Regions from separate parts of the Mus musculus genome. Here all the other regions are linked to region 1. The links are chromatin loops, found by intact Hi-C in ENCODE. Cell type or tissue: gastrocnemius. All regions are shown on one strand. Each heading gives the region's core, and the rest is flanking DNA. Links, peaks and the distances in the headings are about the cores only. Region 1 overlaps Agmo (alkylglycerol monooxygenase). Region 2 holds the start of Meox2 (mesenchyme homeobox 2). Region 3 has its middle 30 kb from the start of Gm29007. Region 4 has its middle 100 kb from the start of Mir5099.

Region 1 (7,901 bases), core at 1,976-6,975:
CCATCTCATGGGGAGACACCACGGTCTGACACTATCACTGATGCTGTGGTGTCCTTACAGACAGGAGCCTAGCATGGCTGGCTTCTGAGAGCCCTAACCAGCAGCTAACAGAGACAGATGTAAATACCTACACCCAACCATTGAACTTAAGTCAGTGATCCCTGTGGTTGAATTAGGGAAAGGATGGAAGAAGCTGAGGAGGGCAACCCCATAAGAAGACCAGCAGTCTCAACTAAGCTGGACCCCTGAGATATCTCAGACTCTGAGCCACCAATATAGCAGCATACACGAGCTTGTCTGAAGACCCCGACGCATATACAGCAGAGGATTGCCTGGTCTGGTCTAAGTGGGAGAAGATGTGCCTAATCCTTAAGATTTTAATAATGATACAGTGTTTGTAATCATCACATTTTCCCAATTTCAAAAGACATTAAGCAATCATGTAAGTATGAAATGTTCTTGTTTAAGAGTCAACTAACGCTTGGGGTTCTCAGATTCTGAACCACCAACCAAAGAGCAAACATGAGCTGGACCTAGGTCCACTGCACATATGTAGCAGATGTGCAAAGCTGTTGCCTATACATGGATATGTTCTTCTAGCTGGGCTGCCTTGTCTAACCTCAGTGGGAGAGGATGTGCTTCACCTTTCACATTACATGTGAAGTTTCTAGACTAAGGTTTATAAAATGAAATTGATTATGATTTTAAGAAATGCTTCCATATAACTATTCAAATAGTTAAAATAACTCATATTTATCCCAGTAGCTCAATTGAGTATCCTTCTTCCATTACCTTAAACAACATGTTTTTTAAAATCCTCTTGATAAATGTACAAGCATATTATTAATACCTTGAAATGTTTGGTATTTATTCCATTTTAGTGTTTCAAAACATAAAATCATATCTCAAAAATAGAAAACTGTGTTTTTCCATTGACCTACTATTTTTTCATTAATTTATATATTTATTCACTTTACAACCAGATCGCTGCCTTCCCCCTCCTCCCCTCACACAGTCCCCCTGCCATTCTTCTCCCTCTCTCCTTGATGTCCCCATCCTGACACATCAAGTCTCTGCAGGAGATATTTTTTTTAAGTAATTATTTATATTGGTCAAGGAAAGGATTCACCAGATACCCACAAATATAGAAGTCCCTGAAAATAGTGTTGTTTCTTTCCTAAAGAATCCCCATAGGAGGAACATTAATATGAACTAACCAGTATCCCCACAGCTACTTGGAACTAAACCTCCAATCAAAGAAAACACATGATGGAACTTGTGGCTCTAGCTGTATGTGTAGCAGAGGATGGCCTAGTCGGTCATCAATGGCAGGAGAGACCCTAGGTCCTGTAGATGTTCTATGTCCCAGTATAAGGGAATGCCAGAACAGGGAATGGGAGTGGGTGGGTTGGGGAGAAGGGGGAGGGGGGAGGGGATAAGGGATTTTCGGAGGGGAAACTAGGAAAGGGGATAACATTTGAAATGTAAATAAAGAGAATATCTAATAATATATATAGGTGTGGTTGTAAAGAATAACTAATTTTCATTTTGACTTTGAAGATACTGTGAGGATTACTGAGAAAAATAAACAATTTTAATGAAATGCATATAATAAACCCACTTGAATAAAATACTGAAAACTATTCATCTTTCTGTGTCTTGCTTTTCTAAACATGTGAAGATAGGGAATAAAAAGGAAGACATACAGCATGACCGTAAACGTGGGTTATTGGAGATAGAATCTGAAGATAGTCACAAAGAGAAAAAGAAATTGGATAAGAGAAGAAGAAAGTATTTAAAATATTTCTTTCATGAAAGACTTGCTTTTGCCAAAGGACTCTCACAGGGTATACAAACCACAAGTAGTTCTTGTTTTAAACCTTACAGATCTTTTACATATATATTATGGTTTCCAATTGTTTATTTTTGGGGAATTTGTGTGTGCTTCTTTTTCTTCTTTTCCTTTTTTCTTTTTCTCTCCTTTTTTCTTTTCCTTTGGCTGTCTCTTTTTCTTGTTTGAGTGTTTGTTGTTTTGTCCTATCCTATTTTCTCGCTCTCTCTCTCTCTCTCTCTCTCTCTCTCTCTCTCTCTCTCTCATATATCTGCTTTTTTCCAACAAAAAGATCAAGGAAATAAATAACATAGATTTGAGTGAGTGAGAAGGTGGGGAGAACCTCGGAGGTGTTCTTGGTTTTCACAATATAGATATTTAGATTAAAAATAAGATAGTCTTGTTTACTGAATAGCTTCCAAAAGCAGATACTCTAAGAAATATCTCACTCCTTAGAAACAAATTAATTCTGACCATTTGATTTTTTTATCTATTATATTTATGGTTTCATTTTGATTTCTAATTCTCTGATATAGGAGAATTGGGGGAAAGCAGATGTGGCTGTAAAAATAACCTACATGGGGGAAATTAGTGTCACTCTTTTCAAGAGGCAAGAGAATAAAAAGGAGGAGAAGAAGGTGTACAATGCAATTAGAAATGAAGGTTATCTTTAAAATGTATATTCTTCAAAAAGGAGGAGATGGTTGAAACATCAAGGTAGATGTAAAAAGCATTCCCTGTCTCGTTCAGTATTCACACACAGAACCTAATGATATCACTTCCAGTGATCCTGCACCCTATAGTGGTGTATCAGCATTTGCCAGAGCAAAGACTGAGTGATGGAAAGACCTACAGATTGGAACAGCTACACTGTCAGCAACAGGAACAGGGATAAAGTCTTATGCATAGTCTGTCTTATGCATTCTGTTTAAAATGGAGAGATTAACAGAAAAAACATGAGAAGCTGCTAAAATATATTTCTTTGTTTTAAGCTAATTTAACTGCATAAATGTGTCTGGAGAAGAAACATATCTATTCAGAATTCAGGAACATTAAAATCTAAAGATGTTCCAGAAATATCTATTTTTTTCTTTCCAAATTTTATTAGGTATTTACTTCATTTACATTTCAAATGCTATCCCAAAAGTCCCCTATACCCTCCCTCCCACCCACTCCCACTTCTTGACCCTGGGGTTTCCCCTGTACTGGAACATATAAAGTTTGCAAGACAAAGGGGCCTCTCTTTCCAATGATGGCCAACTAAGCCATCTTCTGCAACATATGCAGCTAGAGACATGAGCTCTGGCGGTACTGGTTAGTTCATATTGTTGTTCCACCTGTAGGGTTGCAGACCCCTTCAGCTCCTTGGGTACTTTCTCTAGCTCCTCCATTGGGAGCCCTGTGTTTCATCCAATAGCTGACTGTGAGCATCCACTTCTATGGTTGCCAGGCATTGGCATAGCCTCACAAGAGACAGCTATATCAGGGCCCTTTCAGCAAAATCTTGTAGGTGTATGAAATAGTGTCTGTGTTTGGTGGCTGATTATGGGATGGATCCCTGAGTGGGGCAGTCTCTGGATGGTCTATCCTTCTGTCTCAGCTCCAAACTTTGTCTCTGTAACTCCTTTCATGGGTGTTTTGCTGCTCCACTATGTTCATAGCAGCCTTATTTATAATAGCCAGAAGCTGGAAAGAACCCAGATGTCCCTCACAGAGGAATGGATACAGAAAATGTGCTACATTTACACAATGGAGTACTACTCAGCTATTAAAAACAATGATCTATGAAATTCCTAGGCAAATGGATGTATCTGAAGGATATCATCCTGAGTGAGTTAACCCAATCACAAAAGAACTCACATGATATGTACTCACTGATATGTGGAAGAACCCGAGGAGAAGACCTACCACATAGGAAGACCAGCAGTCTCAACTAATCTGGACCCCTGAAATCTCTCAGACACTGAGCTACCAACCAGGCAGCATTCATGAGCTGGTCTGAGGCCCCCAGTTACCTAGTCTGGCCTCATTTGGGAGAAAATGCTCTTAAGCCTTAAGAGACACGAGGTCCTGATAAGTGAGGAGGCCAGGTGGGGTGGGGACATCCTCTTAGAGACAGGCTGGTGGGGAGTGGGGAGGAATGGGATAAGAAACTGAGGGAGGGGAACCTGGGAGAGGCAACAATGGCTAGACTGTAAAAGAAAAATAAGAGTAACCATAAAAATATTACAAAAAGAAAGCAAGAGAGCAAGAGAGAGAGAAAGAGAGAGAGAGAGAGAAGAAAGAAAAAAAGAAAGAAAGAAAGAAAGAAAGAGAGAGAAAGAGAAAGAAAAAGAAAGAAAGAAAGAAAGAAAGAAAGAGAGAGAGAAAGAGAGAGAGAGAGAGAGAAAGAAAGAAAGAAAGAAAGAAAGAAAGAAAGAAAGAGAAGGAAGGAAGAAAGGAAGGAAGGAAAGGAAAGAAAGAAAGAAAGAAAGAAAGAAGAGAGAAGAGAAGAGAAGAGAAGAGAAGAGAAGAGAAGAGAAGAGAAGAGAAGAGAAGAGAAGAGAAGAGAAGAGACCACAGGAATAAAAACACATTTAGATGAATATTCATTGAAGTGAATAAGCCAAATTATATAAATCAGATAAAATAAAATGTTCTCGTTAATGGTTAAAGTTCAAATTGTGAAGAAAGTGTTTATCTTGGAGGTTCTTCTCCCATAAAGAGAATAATGTGTGGTGTTCTCCAGATACAAATTCTATTTGTAAAGTAAAGGAATGGTTTTGGGAAAACATGAAGACCCACAGTCAATCTTCAACCACTAGATGGCGCCGAGGCATCTATGGCAAACTCGCCATATGTCTATAGGCTATTGAATCACTGAGGAAACACATCAGTTCAAACTGAAAAGGAGGGATGTATGGATGTGTGCTAGATTGACATATCAGAAAAGACAGTATGTTACTTAAAATTCGGCATAACTTATTCTTATAAAAGTCTTCTTTCCTAAACACATATTGTCCTTCACACAAAAGCCATAGATCTCTTTGCTTTTATTCCATGTTCTCCTCATTCCACTTCTTCTAAAATCCCCTCTACTGCCTTCAGTAATTTCTTTTAAGTCATTACAAGTTCATTGCTTACTCTTTGATGAGTTCCCTCTTCATATGAAACATTGCCTTTGGCCATGATGACATATATCAATTACACATGGGTATGGGGATTTCACTAGGAGGTGTGGCCTTCCTTGCTATGACACAGTCCTCTGATCACACTGAACGGGGCATATGCCTTCTAATATATAAAAAAAGGTCTATCTGAAAAAACATATGTCATGTATTTGTTGTACATTTAGACTTCTGGAAATAAAGCAGTCATGGGAGGAGGGCTCCAAAGCACAGCATAACCACAGTAAGGGCTAAGAAGACAGGGATTTACTGCCTTCTGCCATCAATAACTAACCTGGCCTTCACCTCTGGGAATTATCTCAGAAATGATTAAAAACTAGAGACTAGATCAAGAGAAGAAAGCTTTCATAAGCTGAAGGAGAGTTTGTAACTCTCCCCCCAAAATTGTGGCAGTTGTAGTCTCAGTATGTTTTGCTTCCTTTTGAATATGACTAAAAATATAGACAGGAAGACTGCATTATCCCCTGAACACACAGGAAAGCCTCTGAATTTAAGGATGAGAGGAATTATCTTTCTTGGATATGCATAGGAACTTTGGCCTGTTTTCTCTTCTTGGTATGTGTGAAGGAAAAGTTAGTTATGCACTTGTGAAATTTATACATTTTTCTCTTTCACTTTTAGTATAAGGAAAGATATCTCTTTAATCATTAAGACAAAATGGAGGATCTTCAAATAGGAAAATTACATTTGCCTTTAGGGGTATTGTAACCTGAATACATAAAGAAAGACAAGACAGAGACAGATACTGAAACAGAGAGATAATATTACTGACTGTGTTTGGCCTGAGGCTCAAACCAATTTCTGGAGTGCCTACCAACTGTCACCCACTAATTAAGACTCTACACACGCATTTATAAACAAAGGCAGTTCAGATAGGCTGGAGTGTAATGAAAGAAGAGATTAGAAGAAAGGACTACTATAACTCATGGTACAGGAAATAAAACGGCAAAGGAAGATGGAGAGATTTTCCATGAGGTTTCCATATGACAAGGAGAAGCTGATTTGCTTGCTCTGAAGTCCTAGGAAATGATCTCTCACACATACAAAGAGTTAAGGAACAGAATAATACTCTTTTGAAGGAGCATACAGGGGTAAATTAAATAACAAACCAGCTCTGGAGAGTTCCCCAGAAATACTACGCTAAGTGGATTATGCAGAGATATCTTTTGAAAATTTACATTAGAGGACTTCAATTTTTTTTTTATTTTACAATAGCCAATTAAATTTCCTTTTAAAAGTTTTATTTTTCTTACCCTGGGTCCATGTGTATATGTGTTGTATTTGTGTGAGATGCATGCTAATAAGTGTGAAGTATACACACTTATGAGGAAGCCACATCAAGGTACCAAGTGACCTCCTCTATCCCTGTCCACCTTACTTTCGTGAGTAAGAGCTTGCCACTGAGCAGGAAGCTTGCAGTCTTTCCTGGGCTGTCTATTCGGAGAGCTCTTGCGCTCCCCGATCATAACATTCAATCATGTACAACCATGGCTAGTTTGTTAAGTGGGTATACAGGATTGGAACTGTTGGTGAATATGAATTATTTAAACTTAAAAACATAATAATCTGAAAAGAAAGATGATGATTTTTCCCCCTCAGGAATAATGTTCCTGAAGTACATGACATGTCCAAGGGGCTTTGTCAAATGATGAGCCTTTGCATGCTGAGAAACTCCTAGCATTAAAATAAGAGAAAGAAATTGCAAGCATTTATGTATGATCAGAGGGGAATGGCTTGGAGGCCATCTGGTGCAGTTTTTACACAGTTAATTTCATTGAAACTTTACGTGTCATTTATTGACAGGGTAAATATGATCTCCTTATTGCATGTGCTCACTCATTTTCATATTTGCTATCATACACGCCCGTGATGCTTTCCTCATTTTCTGAAGAGGAGTAAAGACATAATCAAGACCTTAGTTTAGGCTGGGATAGATTGAGAACAGAAAACTTTCTCTGCCAACTTTGGGAGGCCAAAGGACTTCCATACTCTGTGTTCATCTCTCCCCTCCCCGCCCCCCCCCGCCCCCAGTTAGACCTGCAGCTGTCTCTAAATAACAGAACAGCACTGTGCTTCAAATAAGAGGACTGACAAATAAACAATATGCAGACATTGTATTCAAATAATTTACAGTCAAACAGAAGAGAGAAAAAAAAAAAACATTAACTTTAGGACATTGGAATAGTTACCTGCTTTGCTATGACAAATATTTGAGATAACACCAAAAGGGAGGGAGAGGAAGGAATTATTTGGCTTGTGGTTTTAGTCAAAGTTAATTGGCTTTGGGGCTGAAGTGAGACAGTAAGTTTTGCCTCCTAATACTTATTCAGCATACTTATTCAGTTACAGGTGGGTGAGCACATTGGTAAAGTTAGTGCCTTCAGGACTAGTGACCAATCTGACTGCACTGAGGAGCTAGGCAGAAACCCTTCAACAGGCGCCTTTGTGGCAGGTGGATCTCATAAAGGCAGACTTTTTTTTTTTAATCCAGATTATAAGATGGTATAGGATAATTTTTAAGTGTTTTTTAACCTTGCTAACTGTTTCTATGGTCATTACATTATTCACATTGGAGACGGCAATAAAAACTGAATTATCTCAAAATGATTTATCAGTATCCCATGCCAACCCATTTCAACATTCCGAAGATAGAATCTCGGACATAAGATCAATTGTGTGCCTCACACACAGAGCCACTGTGAATGTTTGATTCCTTTATCTTTGCAGGCTGAGGAACACTTTGGACAATTTTCCCGTTTTCAAAAATGAGGATTATAGTAGTTAAATTTCAACCCTCTACCTAACCCCAGTTGCGACTACTACTTTATTACTTATTTCATTATAACATAAAGATGGTGACTTGTAATTCAACATAAATGTACCAAAAGCAATTTTTAATGTAT
Region 2 (7,901 bases), core at 1,303-6,302, 340 kb after region 1:
ATAAAAGCTGGTTAGATTAAGTGAGCACATCTATTTTAACAAAACTGAACAATTCATGCTCACTAATATATTACTTTGTGTAATTGAAGCCAAGAAGTTGACAGTATTTATAGACGTTTTTCAGAATCACCTGGCTCGTACTGATTGTTTTAAGCACAGTTGTAACTTTAAGAGTCCCTTTGAAGGAGTGGCAGATGTTGGCTTTACTAACATTGCTGGAAAGGCTAGCTGGCTCAAAGTTATAAAATTGTTTAGCACATACTATGAAAATGTCGTAAGTTTCTCTTAAAATTGGCTATTTTTAATTGTTAATTAACTATAATGGAAGTCTAAAGTCTATAAACATTTGCTTCTATACTAGTAAGCTTTCTGTATTTGTTTAAGTCTGCTTTCATGTAGGTTTTCAGAATAGAAACACTGGACGGTATTTTATATTGAAATTGTTGCATTATTACTATGGATTAAAATGTAAGGTTTATACGTGGTTTGGTTCTTTAACACCATTTCCTGGTACTTATTATAAATTAACTCATTTATCACATATGCACTGGTAGTAGACTTGGTTCCAACATTGCCATAGATTAAAGTACTGTCTATACTATACATATACAGCCAACTATACATATACAGCGATTATAAAATGCCTAAATAAATAAATTGTTGCTACCATGCATGATTTCGTTTTCATTTTATATAGTCCTAAGTCTCAGATTGTTCAATATAACTTATTAAACATTAATTAATTATGAAGGGATACAATAGGCAAACTGTGCCAAGTAAGAATTGATAACAGAACAGAATTATAAATATTTTCTGTTAATTTGCTGTCTGGTAAGTCAAAATATTTTCACAATACTTTGAAATGATTTGACCTTAAATTGAATGTTCGTTGTATAAATTAAAATAGGAGAAAGAATGGCTTGGAGTTAAGCATACCTGTGATCGAACCGTTATTAACTCAGAGCCTGACATTGATTTTATTTTCAATAGTGTACCAAGAAAATTGATGCTTGACTTTGATATTCTATCAATGGGTACATTCGTTCTAAGTCAAGCCCAGTAACATTAGCCTTCCTAAAGATTGTATTTCCCGTCCTTGTAATACGGAGTTGGCACAAATGTTTATTCTCGTTGCTTGTTTTGGTGTTTAAATGAGTTTCACAACACAAAAACAAGCCTCTCTTTGCTATGTGCTTATTTGCCCCTGATAAAAGTGATGGAAACCAGTGTTAGTCAATATTAAAACCATTTTTGTTAAAATAAACTAAGGAAGTCAGTTTTTAGTCTCACTCTCCCTGTTTCCCCAACCAAAAATAACTTGTGCCTGAAAAAAAAAAAAAATTCCTTCGTGTGCGCAAATAATCTTTAGGGCATTGGTTCAGCTAAGAAGCAGCGCAGTTTCCCCCTTGCGGAAAGAAAACACGGAATCCGAGCTTCTGGTCCTCCCTGAAGTAGATAGCAACCTGCCAAAGCAATCCATGCATTTCTGCTCATAAATGCCCAATCTGGGGAAACCCAGTGCGTTCTGATGCCTTCTTAGGAACCTTTTTGGTATCTTAGGATTTCACATACAGTTAGAGATAACCAGTAAACAGAATAACAGCGATGACCGAGTTCTTAGACATAACTAATCATGATGAAGCATCATTAATCGTTCACCCAGGACCTGAAAAATTACAGGTTCAATAGTGAGGCTGGGAAGCAAGGAGTCACCCCACACCGAGGTCAAGAAAAATTTCTATCATCTTTCAACACATTACAAAATACACAGCCCTTACTGCCCTACACTGCAGAACACCTTGCCTAAAATGTTTAAAATGCTATTATTTTTCAATTCTTCAAACTATTGCCTAGAATTATATGTTCTCTCGAGACACTAGCACAGAAAACGTAATATATGTAAACATTTTACTAGTTAAGTGACGTCTTTCTAAATCTGTATCCAGGTTGCCTTGTAACTACATAGAAGATTCAATAAAGAAAAAAAGAAGGAAAGAAAGAAAGGAAAGAAGGAAGGAAGGAAGGAAGGAAGGAGAGAGAGAGAGAGAGAGAGAGAGAGAGAGAGAGAGAGAGAGAGAGAGAGAGAACATTTACAATGAGGAATGTATTTAAGGGCTTTGTTGTGTTTCCTGGAAATTTTTAGTTTCTCTGTGCTGTCAGGATGCACTGGCTATTGGACTTCCAGGCCCCTGAATTCTTCTGGGAGGCTCCCCTTTTGTAGGACTGCTCAAGTTACCCACACCTTCCCTGCATCTTCTTCCAGCACTGTCAGGACTGTTATCTGTCCACTTTCTCCACTGCATCTCAAAGCACTACTCAATTGATGAAGGCTTTTATTTTCCACAGTCGAAGTTCAAACATTTTGTTTTGGTTGGTTGGTTGATTTGGACTTTTTGCTTGTTTCCCGTCCCCGTCCCCCCCCCCCCCCCAAACCAGGTTAGCACCATATGAGTGTAATTACTATAAGAATACTCTTTATTCAAAGTTTTCAGAGGTATTCCTTAAACACTTCTAGATTACTAGATAATTACTTTTTCGCCAAATAAATAGAATGTTTGGGGAGGGGTTGTTTGTTTTTTAAATATCATTTTAAGAAAGGTGCTATTTAAGGAACTCTGAAAGCAAAAATATTAAAAAAAAAGTTTTAGGTTTCTGTTCTTTTTCTTTCTTTAATTTTTCCTTATCTTTTTCTTTCCTTTTCCGTTTTCTTCCTTTTTTCTTTTCCTCCTCTTCTTTTCTTTTCTTTTCTTTTCTTTTCTTTCCTTTTCTTTTTCTCGTATTTGGTCAAATCCAGTTAAAGTTCAAGGCATTGCGCAATAATTTGGAAACCCAGTTAAGGATAGGAAAAGTCGAGTTGTTCAGAGTTGGGAATTGGAAGGGAAAAGTCAAGGAAACCCGCATGCACGCACACACGCACGCAGGCATGCATGCCCAGCGGATGCAGCATCCCAATGGGCACACCCCTCCCAACCCGTGGAGGGACCCGCCACGCTCCCTTAACCGATTTTGCATAGTGTCACTTGCTCTTTCTTCACCACTTCTGGAAAACTGATTTGCGATCTTGGAGGGCTTTGAACGGCTGGATGTAGATATATTAACTTCAGTGAAACACGTGCTCCTGAATTACAGGACGGACGCTCCATGGATGAACTCGCCCACCAGAGCGAGGAAAGGCTAGCAGCTTCACAGTTTGTCTTTCTATGAGAAACATCCCACACCTCCCCGCATCTTCCTAGCCCAGAGCGCACTCTCCCCAGGGTTGCTTTGCCCGCACTCACCTGAGCTGTCGCTTTTCCTTTTGCTGCCACTTCTCTTCTCTACGTCTGCGGGTGACAGCGCTTGACGGCCATAATCCCCTGGTGCGCACGCGGCCCCGGTAGGGGTGCTGGAGCCCAGGCTAGATGAGTTGGAACACAGGACCGGAGGGCTGCTTCCCAGCTCCGGGGGCCCTCCCGAATCAGGCTGCAGGCACAGGCTGTGCCGGGCCGCGCTTGGTGGAGAGGACATCTGCGGGAGGTGCCAGTTGCTTTGCAGAGCCTGGTGCTGCTGCTGCTGGTGGTGGTGATGGTGATGGTGGTGGTGGTGGTGGTGCCCCCTGTGATGCTGGCTGGCAAACATGCCCTCCTCGTTGGGGTATCCCGCGATTATGCAAGACGAGGAAGATGTGGAGAGTTCGGGGTAGGACATGTGGTCAGATCTTCCATGGAGGGCCAGAGAAGACTGGGAGAAGGGGTGCAAGCCTTGCGCTGTGGCGTGGGGGCTGCGCAGGCAGCCAAAGAGGGGGTGTTCCATGGCATGCAAGTTTCGGCTTCCAAGCAGAAGACTTCACGGACGGTCCGAATGTCCACCAAGCGCTGTCACTTTTCACTGGAAATCCTAAGACTTTCCCCCACTCACTCCAAAAGTAAAAGCCGCGCGCGTTTGCATTTGAGCAGAGCCGGCTAATCCCAGTCCTGAGCCTTAGCGGCCAGTCTCCTGCACGTATAAACACTAGGACCTGGAGGAGCTTCCTTCGCAGCTGCTCAGATGTCAAGTGTGGGAGAGGTGGAAGCCAAAAGAAGGTGGTCCCAGAGAACTGCTTTCAGGGGGAAATGGCTCTGAGAGGTTATAAATAGAGTGTAATGTGAGCTGGGGGCTGGCTTAGGAGCCCAGCGCTGACCACATGCAAACTCCCTCCAAAACTCCCGCTCAGTCAGCGCCACCGTGCTCTCTCATTTCCAGTTCCCATTGCTGGCAGGACAGGAGCCGCTGCCCAACGCCCGCCCGTCGGGCCCTGGGAGCTTCCACCACAGCTAGTGGTGCTCCCAGAGCCTCAGTCGCTCCGGGCCACCGCAATCTGTCCCATAGGTTCCCATGGCCAGACGCAGAGGCACTCAGCTTCCCTAAGCCAGCACACAGTGTCTCTGAGTAGCTCACTGCTCTTGGAACCTAGATCTCTCAGCCTTGGTGGGGGTTGGGGTCACCTGCAGGAGCTCCCTGACTACTCCCTGACTTTGCAGACCACAGAGAACTTTCAAGAGAACTTTCAAGAGAAGAAGAGCCTAGTCTGTCGAGCTTTTCAAACTCAGAGGCCACTCACGGTTCCAGCGTAAACACATTAGGTTTATTCTCTTTTAGGTATCTGAGAATAGATTGTTAGAAAACCTAGAGCCAGGGCGGAGGTTGTAGAGCTGTGCACCAAGGCTAGCACAGTGCTACTCTGAGTGCAGAAAGGACAGATATACAATGGGGTGTGCGCGACACAGAGGTGGATGTAGGCTCTGGCGCCTTGGCGACACACAAGTGTTGCTCCAAGTGGTGTCCCCCTTCCTTCTTTTTCTGACCCTCTTCCCACCCCTACTTCTCTTTACCAGTCCAGTTCGCGAAATTTTCTCACCATTTGCTCACCGAGGAAATTGGGAGGGGGGGGGTCAAGAATAACCCGAAAAAATGTCAAATGAGCAAGTCTAACTTGCTCCCAGCTTCACCCTTCCTAGCTAGCTTAACCCTGCAGGAGCCAATTCACAGCCCGCTCCCATCCTTTGAGAAATGAAATCTCTCTTTAGCTCACAGAGCTAATGCTCCTTGCATACATTCCATTCCTCACCACCTTTCTGTTTTAAGCAGATAGCAAACTTAACATTCCCTCAGCGTGGACCCTGCTATCATGGTTCATTTCCCCCAGGTTTACAGCCTGTGCTCCTGGAAATGAACTAACTGCACACCTTGCCACCAGTGAATTTGTGAGAGCAGGGGCTGGGGTTGACACAGCAATTAGCTTGGGCGGCCACAGAATCTACTGGAAGTCCTGTCCTTAACCCACAACAAGCTTGGGAGAGTGGGCTGCAGGAAAGCCTGTTCCTATCTAGGAAGTGTCTGCCAAGGGGATGTCTGCAGTAGCCTAGGGTGTTCAGGACTTGGAGTGTGCCACTATGGTTAACTGCCATATGTTTATTGTCTGGGTGACCAGAAGATGATGGCCAAGTCTTTGAAATTGCTAATGGGATTAATGAGTACAGCAACCTGAACTAGACATCTGGTTTAAATTAGGAAAAGGTATTGATGAATTTTGGAGGAATGTCCCCAAGGCAGAACCCTTCTCTCTGCCGCTCCTTCTGCCATCTTCAGTCTGTTACCCTTTATTTTAAGAGGTTCTCCAGAAAAGGAACTTCCAAACAAACTTTAACATCCGTGTGAAAAGTCGAATTGTTTTGCACAACTTAGAGATGGGGTGGAGTGGGGGTTGATCAGGAATTCCAAGATTTGTAAGCACTGCTTTCTTTAACGGAAATTGAGCCCTATTTTGAGGGAAATTAGTTTTGCAGACTTCGTTAGGGGAAAAAAAAAAAAAAAGAACCTAAAACTTTTGTTCACCAGCCGCTCAACGTTTCAGTCTGAGGCTGAGCTGGAACCTGCAGCAAGGCTTTGACGGTAAGGTTCTTTGCTTGTAATTTGGGAATCTTATCCTGAAAAGGGGCGCTGATCATTCTTGGGGTACGTGACTGCTAGGAGCTTTAGGTACAGGCAGGATGGCTTCCCGGACTTAAAGCTTAAGACTACTTCTTCTGCCACTACCCACAACCTTGGCTTTTTAAGAATTACAAAAGAGAGTGGGAAACATATCCCTCATATAAGATCGGAATATATTTTGATTTTTCTGCTTTTTATGGTTTCAATATGCGCTCTGATATTAAACATAGAAGTATAAAGTGCAATGATAAATTCCCTGCCTGTGCTCCCTTAGCATCTCAATGGACCCTGGGTTCTGAAAGCATTCATATTTTATTCAAACTGAAATTTGATCAATTCCTCTAATAAACATAATAAAATATTTGCATAGTGTAAGATCCCTCGACTGAAAGCATGGTAGGGAGTGTCAGATAGGACTGACAAAAACATACTTCATCTGTAGTGTTTAACAAAATCCACCCAAGTCTTTCCAGTGTGTGTTCTATAAACTACAGCTAAACTATTAGTGAACAAAGAGTTGCATGTAACTAGGATGTTGTAGGTGAGAGTAACTAGCAAGAATAAAGTTTGATCTCCATAGAGGCTGGCGTTTGGTGAGTCTGCCCAGTGGCTGGGCTGGTTTTCCTCCCTCGTTCACTACATCACACAGATGTTAACAGTATGTCCAGAAATTCCTCTACAACCTGCCTCAGTCAGTTTTCCTCTGGAAATATGAGGCCAGTAATCTGGGAAAGAAGAGGAAAAACAAGTTAGAAAAGGACAGAACAGCTTCCAAAGTCATGCAATTGCAGGACACTTTCAGGAAAGGTCTTTTAACTTGAAGGCACAGAACATTAAGTATTCCCAAGGCCAATGAAATTCAGATTTCTAATATAAAGTATAATACAAGCAAAATGTCATGGAAAAGGAAAAGGGTGCTAAAAAGCAAAAGAAGTCAAGACTCGCTGCTTTCAAAATTAAGCATGGCTATCAAAGTTTCATAATGTTTAAATACTATTAACTATTGCACAACTTTCAAAAACTTCATGTTCTTAGAGCATTTGTAATGATAGATAATTTTTAGTTTTACTTAGGATGTTTTGTTTTTCAAGTGTTAGTGTAGCAACAACAGAAAAAAAAATACACAATGCTTTCATCAGTAGCTGATTTAATATTTGCATTTTAATTAATCCAATGATTAATATGACTTTTCAGTAACAAGATGAATTGTAGAAATTCGGACAACCAAAGTATCTATGTCATTTGAGCTATAATGTTTAGTCTTCATAAACATATATTTCAAAATTCTTGAAAAAATGTTATGTCAACATAAAAATCAAATATAAAGTATAAAATCAAGGCATGTATCACAGAGTATAGGAAATGTTTAGCTCTTGTGGAGTTACTTAACCATAACTATTTAAACAATCATTAGAAGCTTCAATGCTAAGTATGTCTATGGCTCCGTTTGACCAAATGGCATAAAAGCCAACCAGAAAGCCATATTTTATTTAAAAAGATAGAATCTTTTAATTAAAACGAGATTGAACTTATTTCATTTTATTTAGATTCATGGTGACTTAAAAGTTGTTTGAGGGATGACGAGAATTAACATTAAATCCCAGATGTTTTTCTTCTTGTTGTGCATGGTACATATACTAGCTGAGGCTTAAATGATTAATTGAACATAAGGATTGCCTCAGACACTTACTTCTCATAGAAAAGCCATGGCTGCTGCATCCCCTCAAAGAGCACAATTATGTCCTCCAGCTTATTTCTTTGAAATTAAGGTTTTAAAAAACATAATATTCTAAGCAGTTAGTGGCAGCTTAAATGATTTATTACATAATCCATTTCAATTAAATGAGGAATTATCTTTCTCTGGTATTAGGAATTACAAAATTTAAGGCACAAATGTACTATATCTGTGCTTTATCTAGACATTTAAAAATTTTAGAGTTTTTCTGTTTTTC
Region 3 (7,901 bases), core at 1,067-6,066, 370 kb after region 1:
TGGAACTCACTTGTATGAGCTGGTAAGTGAGCCCCATCAAGTGTCTTTCCCTGGGTGTTGTATGCCAGCCTGCGGCCTACTTGAACCAGGTATACCAGGGAGGCAGGCTGGGGCTGAAAGGGACTTAGATGGGGAGATATTAATGGAGACTAAGATATGTTTCAGTTCAAGGCCCACCAGTTTACTAAGAGAGTCTACTTATAAAAGGGGAAGGCCCATCCCCTGCCAGTCCATTCTTGGTGTCTGGAGCCAGCCTGTAGGCGATGTGCAGAATAGGATGTTCCTCAGGAATGTCTCAGGAGCTTCTCAGCGGGTAGCAGTGTCATGGAGAGAACAGTGGCAGGTGGCAGAACAAAAAGAGCCATCTAGGTCGGAAGGCTCCACCTTAGGTAATTTCCTTCTCAGTGGCAGCAAGGTCAAAGTCTGGATCAGCCTGCTTCAGGGCTGAGGGAGGCTACACCTGGGGTTCAGCATGGAGGTTACAGGATTACCATTCTGGCCCGGTTTTTACATAGAAACTCAAGTCCTTACGCTTGAAACACATACAATTTAACCTCTGAGTCATCCCCTCATCTGCTGAAAGGACATCTTAATTTGAATAAAGCAGGATTGGTTTGAAAAATATATACAAGAAAAAGTATTTTTAGACCAACCTCTGCTATAGAAAAGTGTTGAAATATTTTTTATTGCTAGTCATGATGTTGTAAGTAAATATTCACATCCATAATTACTAGTCTATGTAATTTAAATACATGATCCTACAATTAGGTTAACATAATATCTAAATTTTCAATGCACAGTTCACTTTAAACACAGACATTTTTGAGTTTGTGTTGAAGAGGAAATAATGGATTGCATCAAAATAATATTCAGAGAATCAAGAAAATACAACAGCTAATGAGAAAGAGTAAGCTGAATGTCTTCTTGACAAAGGCTAATCAATTGGTTTAATTTAAATTAAAAACATGTTTGAATGCATGTTTTCTTAGGTAGAAGTTTGGCTTAAAGATTTCTTCAAATTTCTTTTGAAACCTTAAAATTAAAATATCAGTGTGTGTGTCTTTAAAATATTGGAGTATGTGGGGGTATACTAGTGCATATGCATGTAATAAAATAACTTAGATTTCTGTTATTTCAAAACTCTAAGTTCCTTTTCTAAATGCATATGTCTTATGCAGATACAACAATATAGGCTGCATGTGTGGATCATTCTTTCATAACTTCCACACTTTGCTCGATTATTGCTATAGAAGAGAAAGGAGGGGCAGCGTGAGTAACCTACACTGTGGGCTTCACTTCAATCAGATGAAAATATTCTTTGTAGAAAAAGTAACAGAGGCTCAATGACCCCTGTCTCATCGTTCCCACAGGCAGATCATGAAGTTCATATATATATATATATAAACTTGCTATTCCCTATGAGAGTTGTAAGTGTGTCACTTTGGTCTCCGTGGTAAAAAGCAAAGGCCACTTCCCACCACACAACACTCCTCTCAGAACAGTAGAGGTTAAAGATGGCATGTACAACCAAGTCTCACATTCACATGATGCAAAGCAGTTAGAGCTGAAGGTAACAGTTCCGGATAAATGCAGTCTACATAACTATGAGAAAGAAAAAAAAAACTCTAGTAGTATATTAAACTTAAATTATATGCATATTTTTTATATTTTCTTTTCTACTGTCATTGTTGTATATAAAATAATAACTTTTAGGTCTATCATAGCTTTACCTTAAGTTAAAATCAAAATCTTTATCCAGTTTTTATTACATATGGGGCATTCTAATTATTCAGATTAGCAATGTGTTTTATAGACTCAGGATGCACACCGCCTTTACTGGACTATGTTGTGAGATTTAAAGATGATCCCTGGTTACTACCCTCAAGACTGTCATTCATTTGCTTTTTGCATGGAAAATTATCTTAAAATTACACATTTTGGATCGCTTTTCTGGAACGTTCAACTATACCCATCTATGAGAACATAAATATGTTAAACTGGTAAGTGTGATTTTAAGGTGTAATCCTCTGAGCTAAACATTTTGCTGAATATCATATTGTGCAATATATTCGAGTTCATATTATAAATTCTTGATATAAAGCAGTAGGGACTGCTCCTCTCGGGAATTATAATTAACGTTCACGTTTTGATGGTGGAGTAGATCACGTAACAAATTTCAAGAAGTATTTTATTATTGTTGTTGTTTTGGCTAATCAAGAAATGACCCTCAGCATGTAGAAGTGGAAACTCCCTGTTTTTCCAGCGGTCAGATGTTATGAATTTGTGTTAACTGTAAAAATGGCTGACGTTCCTACTCTCTCACTAAGGAAACAGAACTTGAAAGATATATTTCCTTGTTTTGTTCCTGCTCCTCTCCCCCTCTTACTTATCTACTTTTCTTACAGTGTTTTTTAGATTCTGTTTCCTACAAATCAGTAAATTATTTACTAATATTCCATATTGATGAAGAAGATAATTAAAATTTTTCTTTGTCCTTTTACTCTGCCTTTCTCTTCATTTTCTCTTCATTTCTCTCTTTCTCCTTCATTATTACTTCCTCCCTTCCTTTCTTTTTTTCCAGTTTTTTTTTTTTTTTTTTTTTTTTGCTTTTCTTTTCTTTTCCTTTTTCCTTTTGTACTGCAATGGGAAGCCACTGCTGAAGAATACAGTGAGGAAAGGAAAGGACTTAGTTACCTAAAGAACCACTGCCTTCCAGACCTGGATAGCTGATTGCAAGGACTCTGCATTAATAGGACACCAAAATGAAAATAATACATAAAGAAAGAAACTGGGCAATATGCCCAAGTGTTGGTGAAGTGACAGTGCACCATGAACATCAGAAACACAATATCTGCTCAGTGTTCAATTCCCAAGTGCTTCCAAACATTTCATTACTTTTCTGATAAATACCCAGAAAAGTAGTTCTAGGTATGCTTAACGGCAATCCTCAACAAACTGCAAAATATAGAAAGGTTTCCAAAGTTTTCAGAGAGAGGAGCCAGTTTCAGAGAACCCATGAACAGTATCCTGACAGCACCACCTACCAGTTGTAGCTCAAACTGCAATGGAAAATAATCTAAACCAAGCTTCTGTAAACACCCAAATGGTTTCTGAAGATACAAAATGTACAGTTATGCCCAGCATTCAAAACATTTTACTTGAATGATCATTTTCTGTTCTCACTGTGGTCTCATAATGAATGATTTATGAGTTTCCAGCAAGCATGTCACACAGCCCATGAAACCTATATACGGATCTCATGGAGCAACAAAGTAGAACCTTCTGAACTATTACATGACAGTTCAAGTTACAGCATGAGTTACATCCAGTTACATATATATTCTGCAGCAGAAAATAGGTGTCAATAGCTTATCTCTGACCCTCTATGGCTGAGTATTATGAAGTAAAGGCTATGATGAGTTGTTAAGTCACCTGTCTTTTAGGGGTAGCCTAAAGTCCAGTGATGTGTATGTTTATGGCTCATCCTAGAATTGATTTGGACATGGTATTCAAAAGCATGGAAATTTTTCTTTTAATTTTCTCATGTAACCAGAGAAAAACAAAATATATTTTTTATTGAGTATTTTCTTCATTTACATTTCAAATGTTATCCCCTTTCCGGATTCCCGCCTCCACCCCCCCCCCAACCCCCCACCAAGCTCCCTATCTGATCCTTCCTCTCCCTGCTTCTATGAGGGTATTCCCCCACCCACCCACCCACTCCTGCCTCCCTGCCCTTGCATTCCCCTACGCTGGGGCATCAAGGCTTCACAGGACAAAGGACCTCTCCTCCCACTGATGCCCGATATGGCCATCCTCTGCTACATAGGTGGCTGGAGCCATGGCTGGAGCCATTGCTCCACGTGTAGTCTTTGGTTGGTGGTTTAGTCCCTGGGAGCTCTGGGGGAACTGATTGGTTGTTATGGTTGTTCTTCCTATGGGGTTGCAATATTTTCTTCAGTCCCTTGACCAAAGTGTGGAAAAGAATATTTTGTGAACCAGTGTTTTGCCTATATGTATGTGTATGCACCGTGTGCATGCGTGGCACACACTGAGGTCAGTAGAAGCCATCAAAGGAGTTAGAAATGACTATGACCTACCATGTGAGTTCTGGAAACTGAACCTATGTCCTTTTCAAGAAGAACAAGTGATTGTCCTTCACCACTGGGCCATCCCTCCAGCTCCTCCGGGAAAAGAATTTTAATCTCAACTTTTTCTTGAAACAGTGCTTTAGTGAGAAGGTAGCAAAGTCACCCAAGCATAGGAGATATGAACTTTGTCAAAATTAACAGTTGACAGGCTCCATGTTAACTCACCCTCATCCCCCATATTTATGCTTTGAATCCTCAACACTTCTGACAGAAGCAGAAAAATTTTTAAACATTTTTGAATAAATGTCCTTTAGGGACCCAAAATGAGTCATTTCTACTATCCAGTTATAAAAGTGGAAGGAGTTGTGCACACTGGAGGACCTACAAGCTTGTGAGCTAACTGACAAGCATGTTTCCCACACAGAACACAGATGCTGCCCAGTGTTACTAGATGGCTGAGCATTTAGGTCTCTGCAAGGCTTCAAAAATAAAAAATAAAAACTGTTATTCAAAGTACAAACAGTTAAAAAAAGAGTTCTAAAAAAACGACCGACTGGGTTCTATATGCACATATATCCACTGCAAACTACAAATGAATTGATGGAAGATATATCTGTGAGACCATAAGGCTTCAGTTGTTCAACTTCCTCTTTAAGGGATTTATGGAGAATTTTATAAGATCACGAACAATGTTCCCTTTATTCTTCCTTTAGGAAAACACAATATTTTGTTTGTACATATCCAGACCTCAAGTAATACAAGGCCTTTCCTTTTTTGGAAAGGAAACTTTTTATATCCTTCACAAATACATTCAATCTGTTACACAAATGTCAGCAATTAAAAGTAGTAGTTTGACTGAAGATTGTCTGTATTCATCTCATCCAAAATATGACCGGACGTTAATTCAAACCAAGAGCATCATATTGTTTGAATGGTGTTATATTTTAGTTCTGAAGACTCATTAGTTAGACCTGGTAGTTCCAGATGATTGGCGCCTAAACTTGACCTGTGTAGTCGATACTACATACTTGTTTCCCTGAAAATCTCAGGTGTACATTAGAGAGCAGATAATTAAAAAGTCACAGAACTGTGTAGGAATCTACAAGTGTCTTAAACCATACTGTTATCCATCCCTTTTCTTATGTCCTAACATTAATATAATGTTTAATTTTTAGCTAAATAAAATAAAATAAATTGTAGCTGGTTGAAATCTTGTGTGTTTAATTCTTTGAAAGTAGAATTATATTTCACTATGAAAATAACATTGAATATATATTAAAAAACAATTGCATGTATATTTACCTCACTTTATAAGTTAACTTTTACTCTTAGTCTTTATAGTAGATTTCAAATTTTAGTTCCCGGAAGACCTCCATAGTTTCTCACCTAGACTCTTGCTGTGTTGTTAAGCACATTCCACATCCCCAGCGTTCCTCTCAGCATCCCTCAGTCCATCCTTTGTATGGCTGTTACTCTCAGTATCACACTAGTCATAAAAAGGAGTGCACACTCACCCACAACTGTGAATCCCTTTGAACAAATCTCCTTTCCACATCTCCATTTCAAACCTGAATTTGATTCTCACTGGATCAGTCACAGCTGTCACTCTTCTTCCTTTCTATTCCTATTCCATAATCTTTAATGTCCACTACATCCTCATCCATTTTAAGATATGTATTAAAATGGCATTCTTAGAGTAGAGTTTGGATGATGTAGTTGACAATTGTAATGACAAAAGTGTATAATCCTGGCACGGAAGGAAATATATAACAGTTATAATGATAAGTGCAACGACTATTGATGACTGAGAAAGCAAACACAGAACGTAAGATGTTGGTACAAAGATATGGTGAGGTAGTTAGTTAGGACGTTGGTTTAAAGAGCTTCATTGCTGAAAAAGTATTACAATTCTCCAAATCATAATTATCAGTGAGAATAAAACTTCAAGGATAGAAGATGTACTATAATGGCTGATTGGTTGGTTGGTTGATTGATCAAAAATACCATGTTGTAGATAAACTATTGTCAGTACACGTTTCAACTATATTGGGCTATCTACAGTCATCTTAACTGCACTTTATTGTTATTCTCTGTATGTGACCTAACACTACATAACTCATATCAGTATACATACAGACTCCTGCTTTCACCACCCTAAAGGATAAGAATGCTATCAGATACTATCTGTGACCTGTGGCTGAGATTTCCTCCACTTTTCTGTTACCTGCTTATCTGATATTTTCACAGAGGTGCTAGAATCATGCCCTGGACTATTAGTATAAAACTTCATGTGACTGTAACCACATCAGAACATAGTATGTTGTTTGAGTGAGAATGTCCCCTAATGGTCAATATACTTGAATTCTTGGTTCTCAGTTGGTAGAACTGCTTGGGAAGGAAATGGGAGAAAATGGATCTAAGTGCTCGGAACATGGTTTGCCTCTGGACAAACCCATCTTTTTGTACTTTTGGTGCTCTTTCTTTTGGTAGTATTATCAATGTCTCCTTTCTTCTGTTTTTTTTTTCAATAGTTGCTAGGGAGTTTTGGTGTTAGCAATATTAAATTGTGACTAAATTTTTGCTATATCCAATAATTCATTATGAGTAATATACTGGACTTCTTGTTCAAATCTTAGCAGGATGAGTTGTCTAGAAGAATGCTGCTGTTTGAATTGGGTGTTCTGCAATGGAGAGAGAAACTGAGAATTCTTCACATGAAGTAGTCTAGGTCCCTTTTTCGTGATTTTATTAGTTATGACTTCCTATAACTTCTTTCTTTTATTCCTTTGTTATTTTGTTGTTGTTGTTGTTTGGTTTGTTTTGGAGAAGCACGCCAAGCTGGCTAGAATATGCATCCTATATTTATAATAACTTTTGGTCCTCAATGACTCATCAATACTTCTTAAATCAGGATATAACAATATACGAGGTAACTGAAAAATGTGCGGAGATACCGGCAAAATTTTTGATTGAGTTTGAGGCAGCTCTGAGACAAGGATAGACTGATTAATGTGTGAGGAAGCCAAAACCTTTGGCTCTTGAGTTTCGGGTTGACTGTTGGGCCTGCTAACTTGTATTTGACTTTTCCATGAGCTTGTTAATTCTTCGGTCAGATGTTGCTGCATCCTCAAACGTATAATAATCAACATAATTCAAAAGTCTGCCATTTTCCCTTGTATCATCTTAAAGAAGCAGCTGGTCAGAACACCTATAAGAACTAACAGTGGGAGAAAGCATCTTTAAGTTCTTTTATCAATCTCTGATTTTTGTCTAAGAAACTATGCTCTAAATTCCTGTTCAGACTTTGTAAATTCCCTTTCTCCCCAACTGGGGACTTAGAGACACAGTAAAATGTGTTGATTTCAAAACAGAAAATTATTTACTCAGATTCCTTTTCATTCTTGATATTTTTTCCCCTAGTAAATTTCCATTCACGAAATTTAACTCTTCCTTGGATTAATGTGTGATTTGTCAAGATTCTAGATGGCTGTTCAGTGCTCAATAAATAGTTAAATGGCTAGCATTAACACAGCAGGGCATTAGAAAAATAAACAATGAGCTACACTTGGCATGGCAACAGAAGAGCTAATCACACTCCGGACTCTCAAGATGAGTTATTGTCGTTTATTCAGGGATTGATGATTCTCATGAGACACTAATTCAGGTTTTGGTGGAAGTTCAGAGAAAGGAGATATTGGAATTCCTCCAGTTGATTCACCAGGCTTTTCTGTTTACTTGTCAAAGATGTTAGATTAGCAATGAAATCTGCTACTGAGCAACTGGTCTAAGGGGTTTTGCCTTTATGGCCAT
Region 4 (7,901 bases), core at 943-5,942, 740 kb after region 1:
ATCTGCCAAATTAAATGCTAAATCAGGAGCAATGGCCTACAATTAGCTTTTCAATTAAAATGTACAGTTCAAAGTTGACTCCAGAGTGAGTAATTGCTTTTGAAAACCGCAACCAGCAGGCAGCTACAAGATTGTTACAACAGTTTATTTAACCTCAAAACATATGATCAATTTTATTATCTCAGCAAAAGGGAGATATCCTGGAGAGTGGTATTTTAAATATACTACACACTCTACATGCTGGAGAAAGAGCTGAAATTCTTCAACACCATAAATATCCTTTTGCCATCGCCTTGCTGAGAAAACAAACTCAAATTACACTTTCTTCATCCTGAACTCAGCGGAGCCCAAGCACTCACTGACATTCAGCAGGGGTAAAAGCCTGCGGAGGAGTTGAGGAACTTTGCAAAATTGTAAGGTTTAAAAACTTTCAAACATCCGGCTGTGACGTTTGGGGTTTGTGTTAATTCCAATGGAGAGGCAGGAGAGAGACTGCCAACCTTTCCAAAGCAAAAAGAATCCCATTTCCAGAATCCTGCTTCTGTTCTGCTGATCTGACTCTGAAATCCCTTATACAGCCAGCCACAGCAAGGAAGATGTAAGACCCGGTGTAATGTAACTGTAATAAAGGACCTTGCAACTTCTGTTTCCACCTTCCTGATCCTTATGTTATATACCTCTATGCCCACTCCCACCCACATCTTCCTCAGAGTGGACGCCTTGGGTTAAACTCGCTCAGGAACTCTTGAACTCCTGTTAGATTTCAACACCATTCCCTACATTCATTAAATGGATGCTCTTCAGCGGGTTATTAAACTTCTCTGTGACCCCTTTTCCACATCTCCAACCTCATAGCTTTGTTTTTGCAGGTTACATGATCTTGAGAAAAGTTCTCAGACCATGCATGCCTGGAGCACAGGAAGTGTTTTAACACATTCTCTCTGAAATCTGTATTTCCCCTGTGATATCTTGGCCAGTCTTGGCCAGACAGCAATGATACCATCTCTCAGGCTGGACTTGCACACTGTGAAGCTGGTATACCCCGACACCACCTGCAATGGTTCACACAGCTGGTCGGTTCCTATGTCTTTAATTTGAGGTCGTGTTATGGGGAGCTTTAATGAACTTTTCATTTTTGCAGAAATTTTAGCTCTGAATAGTGCCCCAGTGGACACTATGTATAAGCACTCATATCTATAGTTCCTAATAAATTATTCAATGCCACAAAAGTATATGCTGGATACTAACTCCAGCTCCAATTAGCTCACTTGAAGGCTGTTCATGGCATCTTTTCTGCCTGTTTTAATGGCCTTAAAGGAAAAAGGAGGAAGAAAGAAGAGTGAGATAGAGAGACAAAGAAAGAGACCGAGTAGACAGAGAGAGCAAGGAAGCACTTCCATAAATAAGACAGTGTAGAAACTGCTTTCAGGGGGAAAACAAACAAACAAACAAACGCTTCAGCATCACAAGAGCGCTCGGAACACCAGCTACATGCCTTTCTGTTTTGGTTCCTGCTGCTTTTGGTGTTTATCCCCCAGTCACATTAATTTCCCCCTAGAACGATACTAATGTACTAATACATTTCTCTGTATTCTTGTATAGTGTGTAGTGTTTGGTATGCTTTTAAGTATATTTGCATTTAAACCAGTCATATTATCACTCTGTGTTCCCATTAAATTGCTACTGAACCACTCAATGCTGGCCTTTAATCAACAACAAAACTGACGATATATGGGAGATGATCCCATATTTGGTCAGTGTGATCTGAATCCAACAGAGATTCAATCAACCAGTGAGAGAAGTTTTGCTACTCTTCCAGTCCTACGGGAAAGAGTTTTCTACTTGAGCTGTCCAGTTCGATGGTGGTCTTTCACTTTCTGGTGAATACGCTTCCAGATAAATAGCATTTTATGTTTTGAAATCTTATTTTTGGCAACCAACATGTTTGATGGATTTTAAAAAACAAAACAAATCAACAACAACAACAAAAAAAAAAAAACCAAACAAACATCTTTCAGAAGCCCAGAGCAGCAGAAAATACAGACCCCTGAAAACCTTTGTAGAAACAGGCAAGCCATAAGTCAAAAGTGAAGAGCAAGCTAGGCGTGACTTCAGTATCTACAGGATTTTATTCATGAAAATGTAGGAAATGCATCAGATTCCAAAGATATTTACTTACACGTCTGCACTGAAAGAACTGTTTAATAAACAAATGCTGGAAGTGATTGAAATTCCCAGAATGAGAGAAGGGAGCTAATGAATATGGGGTTCACACAGCTATAACCAGTGAGATAATTCTGGGCACTGGTGGAAAGGCATCTTTAAAACGTATTGCCAGTGGAACGGCAAATCTATTTTTCACATGATTCCACTTTTGTTAAGAAACACCGAAGAAATGCACAAACATAATAACTTTCATATGTATAGAATGGTACATGCTGGAGAGTGTCCCTAAAGATCCAAACTGCGTAAAAGGATCACACAGCCAAAGGGTAGAAGGGAAATGACTGATATTTTCATTTTTGTCCAGTATCATTACGTGTGGCAGCTGTTTACAGCCAGTTTGTATTAGCTCCACATTAAATTTTCCCAAGTTCAAATAAAATAAAAAACAAAAATGGATAATCTGATCTTTGAGGCAAGTGGGAGATACAGTTTTGCTCATGGGTGAAGCTGAATATCATACAGAGAAAGGGAGGTAGAGGTGAGAGAGGGGGAAAAGGGAAATCCCAGAATTAGCCATACGCCCAAATCACCTATTAAGCATGAATGTCACCTCAAGAAAGCTGCCTCGAAGATTCATGGTTTGTGGTATATCTGTGTGTCTTTCTGACTGTGTAGCAGAAGAAAGTGACAAATAAATAAAAGAGACAATTTGAGTGAAATTCGAGAGCGCAAGGCAAAAGTTGTTTATAGCTATAGATAATTACTCAGGGAAACTGGGAAGAAAACTTTCAAATGCTTTAAAATAGTTAAAAGATTTTTTAAAAAAATGCTTTCATTATTGAAATTAAGTTTGAGATAATCACAATTCACAATAATTACCCTTTTCCAAAATAAGAATTAGTTAAAATTTAAGAATTAGTGTCACTCAAAACTTAATATTTTACTATATAAGGAGCTAATATCTCAATTTTCAATATTTTTATTTATATTTTCAAATGTTGTGTTTTAACATTTCAAGCTGGATTACATACATTATTTTTTCATTTTTCTTCAAATAGTCGAACCTAAAAACTCAATACAAAACAAAATTTGAGCATTTTTTGCAGGATTTGAACATTTTAAAAGAAGTGATTTCTGGAAGCAGGGAAGAATATATAAAATGGTAACGGGAACATGAAAAACAGTTCAAACGTAGGCCCGTCATCCTGCAACTGAAATTTTTGCCATTGAAAACAAACGCCCATTTTCATTTTTCTATGTAAGTAAGCAGACAATTTTAGTTTTGAACGTTCAACCTTTGGCTTTATTTCAGCATGGTCCAGACATCTGCCTAGTGGAGTCCTTTACCTTAAATGCCTGGGCAAAATGTAACAAAATGTAGCAGATACACACAACAGCAGATACATACAACAGTTACATCCAGGGCAAATAAAACAGAGGACGAGACCACGGGAAGTTTGGGGAAGCCCATGCTGTCCAGGGTGTTTTGCCCTGTTAAGTTCAAATAATTCGTCTGGATCCCATTTCTCCAGAGCAGTTTTACTTCCTGAACGTTTCACGTATTAAAATGTGGATGTAGTAATGTTATATGCTGCGCTGGTCTTTGTTTGCTTATAGGAGTAATCGATGAGATTTGGACGAGAAAACATCGGAGAAAATGTTAAATAAGGTCTGGGATGTGCACTTGTGGCTTGCTTTCCCCCCTCCTGGAAGCAGCCGGGGAACACACCAAGATTTATGGTGCTCGGCTCCCTCTAGTGGGCAGTTTTATCTTATTTTTTATTTTTATTTTTTTATAAGATATTTTCTCTATTTACATTTTAAATGTTTTCCCCTTTTCTCGTTTCCCCTCCGAAAACCCCCATCTCGTCCCCGCTGCCCCTGCTCACCAACCCACCCATTCCTGTTTCTCTGCCCTGGCATTCCCCTACACTAGGGGCATCGAGCCTTTTCAGAACCAAGGGCCTCTCCTCCCATTGATGTCCAACAAGGCTGTCCTCTGCTACATAGGCAGCTGGAGCCATGGGTCTGTTCCTCCAAGTGTACTCTTTGATTGTACTAGCTCTCTAGTCCCTGAGAGCTCTGGGTATAATGGTTGGTTCATATTGTTGTTTCTTCTATGGGGCTGCAAACCCCTCAGCTCCTTGGTTCCTTTCTCTAGCTCCTCCATGGGGGACCCTGTGCTCAGTCCATTGTTGGTTGAGAGCATCCACCTCTGTATTTGTCAAGCACTGGCAGAGCCTCTCAGTAGACAACTATATCAGGCTCCTGTCAGCAAGCACTTGTTGGCATCCACAATAGTGTCTGGGTTTGGTGACTATATATGAAATGGATCCCCAGGTGGGGCAGTCTCTGGATGGCCTTTCCTTCAGTCTCTGATCCACACTTTGAATCTCCTCCAGTGTTTTTAAATGGATGATTCTACAGCTGCCTGGCTGGCTGGTGCAGACTGCAGGTGAGAAGTCAGAGTGGACCTGCCTGCTCCGGATGCAGGGACTTCCCAGTCCATCTGCTCATGTCTTACCTGTTTTGCAATATCAAGGAAGCTAGTTCCAAACTAGAAATAACTAGGGCTAAGAAATTTTGTCTGAACAAAATGAAAATTCCCACTGTGCTCATACTTCTTGGAGCCCTTGAAGAACCTTGTCAGACCATAATTCCTTCAACAGCATATCCACCCTTCCACTAGGTGTAGGAAGTCGGTTGCTATAGGAACAACAAACAGATGAATCAAACATACATGAGTAGCATGCAATTTCAAAATGTATTGTTTCAGTGGGGTAAAACGCTTAGAAGATATTATTAATAATCCATGAAATTACAAGTATAAAGTAGTTATTCTTTGCAATTATACAGTGACATTGATCATAAATATAAATCTGAATACTGTGCCCAGTAGCTCACAATTTAGGCAGATAAATATGCTCAGATGTTATTTTATTTGAGTTTTGAAAACTAATTTTTTTCAATTTGTACAAGCTTACATAATTTCTACTATACAGGAGATTAGTGCAATGTGCTTTTGTGGGCCCATGAAGAGTGGCAGTGGAACCTGGGTGAAGCTAAAATAATCTCAAAGAATTGACAGAACATCTTCTGAAAGTTGAAGCAAAAATAAGCGCACAATGTAGCATGTTTGGTCACATTAAAGTGTCATTCGCCAGATGCTAAAATTTATCTTTCCAACTAAAAGTAGTCCATATGGTAAACTACACTTAAGCAGTGCACCCAAAAAATTATGTGTTGAAAACTTAATCTTCAATGTAAGCTTTGGGAGTAGGGCCTAAGATGCTGGGGTCAAGAAGGCTTTCCTCTTATGGATGGGTTCCTCTGCATTGCACAAAGGCTGAAAATAAGTTTACCCCCTAGCCCTCTTTTTATACTGTTCTTACCCAAGGGATGAAAGAGAAGTTCCCTGGTAGTTTTTGTCCATTGATTTTGGACTTTCCAGACTCCTCAGCAAGAAACAAGTTCCTTTGTTCCTTCCTTAGGGCCCCCTTTTTAGTTCCCAACATCCATCTTTCCTTCCTTCCTTCCTTCCTTCCTTCCTTCCTTCCTTCCTTCCTTCCTTCCTTCCTTCTTTTCTTCCTTCTTTCCTTCCTTTCTTCCTTCCTTCCTTCTTTCCTTCCTTCCTCCCTCTTTTCTTCCTCCACTCTCGTCTTCCCTTTCCCCTCCCCCTCCTTCTGTTTTCTCTTATCCCACTCTGACTTTTCTACCATTTGTGCCATAACAACACAAACCAGGTGATGCAGAAACAAAGAATTTACCGAATTACCTAGTGGCAGCCTCCTTCCTGATTTCTTTTGTCCCTTTCGGCTAGGTCCCAAGGGCTAGCAGCCCTGACTAAATTCTACGATGGGAAAATGATCAGATCTAGCCATCATGCATATTGAGGAAGAGCTAAAGAATACACTGCAGTAAGAATCCAGGTTACAACTGGGTTATCCCACAGAACCAAAGCTGGACCTATGTGACAATACTATGTCTCTGTGCATTATAAAGACATGCATGCAGAAAGACATAGTATTCAGCCTTAAAAAGGAGATTACACCATTAAACAACATGGATAAACCTGGAAGACATTGTACTAAGTGTAATAACCCAAACATAGGAAAACAAAAACTTCATGTCCTCACTTAAATATGGAGTCTAGAAACTGTTGAACTCACAAAATCAGATAGCAGAAGGCTGTTTACCAGTAGCTGTCTTTGATAGGGTATAAGCTTGAAGTTATGTCGTGAATAAATTCCAATATATACCCTGGCAATGCTGCTGATAAAAATGTATGCTTGTGTGAAAATTTTCCATCTCTCCTTCTCTCTCTCTCTCTCTCTCTCTCTCTCTCTCTCTCTCTCTACCTCTCTCCCTCCCTCCCTCCCTCCCTCCCTCCCCCTTCTTTCCATCTCATATGCATTTGCACAAATATACACACTCATATACATATGTGCATACAAACATACACACATACACACACACTTTGAGTGTGTGAGGGAACAGTTCTTTTTCCCTTTTTATTGAAAATAATTTTTTTCTTCACATAATATATTATGATTACAGTTTTTCCTCCTTTTATTCCTTGTAGATCCTGCTCACCTCCACTCCCATCTGAATACACCCCCTTTTCTGTCTCTCTCTAGAAAACAGAGTTCTAAGGAACACAAGATAAGGTGCAAGAAACACCTTTAAGGTGTTTCTCAGGAAGCAGAAGTGGAAGCTCTATAAATTTGAGGCCACCTTTGTTTACATGGTGAGTTCTTGGACCAGTCCCACTCTATAGTGAGACCCTGTGTTTAAAAGGACGGATAGAAGTAAGGAGAGAAGGAAGGGAGAAAGGAAGAAAGAGAAGGGGAGAAAGGGAGGGAGGGAGGAAGGAAAGAAGGAAGGAAGGCATGCAATTATTTTCCCACCTGGAAGAGAAATTTAAATCCCTGAGCTCAACACAGAGCTACAATGGAGAATTCACTAAAATCCTGCTTTCTACTTCCATCACTTAGTATTTAAAGATCTCCTCAGGGATCACCAAATGCACTGATGTCACAGGAAGAAAAGGAAGCAAAACAACTTCCTCCTGGATTCATGCGACCAACAGCAAGCCAAATTTTCTGTTTTTCATTTCTCTCCCAGTACCTTCCATCTGCATGTAATGTGTGGTAACTGGCCAACTTGCAATCTGTCTGTTTGCCTCTGACTGATGTCTGAATGTGTGTGCACCTGAATCTGTGTCTCTGTGTGTGTGTGTGTGTGTGTGTGTGTGTGTGTGTACATATGCATATGCCTGTGCGTGTATACATGTGTGTGCACGTGTGCCTGTGACTGTAGTTGTGGCTGTGACTGGCTCTAACAAAGAGGTTTGCTCTCTATTTGTTGGACATTAGAGAGAACATGATATGAAAAAAAAAGTTAAGGATTCTCCACAGAAATACTTAAGAGGTTTCTTGTAATGTCTGTGGATATTTTGCCTGCATGTATATCTGTACCCCACAAGCATTCCTGGTGCTCACAGAGGCCTAAGAAAGGCATTAGGCTCTCTTAAAATTGGAGTTACAGACAGTTGTGAGCTGTCATGTGGGTGCTAGCAACTGAATTCTGGTCCTCTGCAAGAAGAGCAAGTATTATTAACTGCTGAGCCATCTCTCCAGCCACTTTAGTTTTGCAAGGGAAGAAGCACTCACTATTTTAAATGCATTATCAAGCTACAGTGTGGCCATGAGCTTGTCTACCTTGCCTCTTTTGTT

Evidence for each region. Hi-C counts contacts between places; a loop is a spot of excess contacts. Peaks named below come from ENCODE experiments on the same cell type or tissue, not always from the same donor. Only the 100,000 strongest peaks of a DNase experiment are listed, where the experiment ranks them.
Region 2: a loop joins it to region 1, with 2.5 times the contacts of the local background. A loop is called at or near these places in 4 of 42 quality-filtered maps.
Region 3: a loop joins it to region 1, with 8 times the contacts of the local background. A loop is called at or near these places in 12 of 42 quality-filtered maps.
Region 4: a loop joins it to region 1, with 10 times the contacts of the local background. A loop is called at or near these places in 24 of 42 quality-filtered maps.

The regions. Positions count from the first base shown.
Region 1 is chr12:37,447,713-37,455,613 of GRCm38, reverse strand. All of the region lies in intron 12 of Agmo (alkylglycerol monooxygenase), which reads right to left. The region is part of intron 3 of Gm34408 (a long non-coding RNA gene); the gene reads left to right. Among named protein-coding and RNA genes, the nearest start is that of Gm34408, 23 kb to the left of the region's middle. In gastrocnemius, for the core only: a CTCF peak has its summit at 4,631 (motif pointing right); a DNase peak (open chromatin) is centred at 4,633.
Region 2 is chr12:37,104,722-37,112,622 of GRCm38, reverse strand. Meox2 (mesenchyme homeobox 2) reads right to left here and starts at 4,083. Exons shown (of 3, transcript NM_008584.4): 1 at 3,279-4,083. The coding sequence starts at 3,792. It overlaps Gm29007 (predicted gene 29007), which reads left to right and starts at 5,871. Exons shown (of 2, transcript NR_166884.1): 1 at 5,871-5,910. In gastrocnemius, for the core only: a CTCF peak has its summit at 1,416; DNase peaks (open chromatin) are centred at 3,025, 3,535, 3,915 and 4,223; H3K4me3 peaks cover 5,000 bases; H3K27ac peaks cover 5,000 bases.
Region 3 is chr12:37,072,639-37,080,539 of GRCm38, reverse strand. No RefSeq gene overlaps it. Among named protein-coding and RNA genes, the nearest start is that of Gm29007, 30 kb to the left of the region's middle. In gastrocnemius, for the core only: a CTCF peak has its summit at 3,039; no DNase peak of the experiment used is centred there; H3K4me3 peaks cover 451 bases; H3K27ac peaks cover 366 bases.
Region 4 is chr12:36,710,175-36,718,075 of GRCm38, reverse strand. No RefSeq gene overlaps it. Among named protein-coding and RNA genes, the nearest start is that of Mir5099, 100 kb to the left of the region's middle. In gastrocnemius, for the core only: a CTCF peak has its summit at 3,920 (motif pointing left); a DNase peak (open chromatin) is centred at 3,960; H3K4me3 peaks cover 3,385 bases; H3K27ac peaks cover 3,693 bases.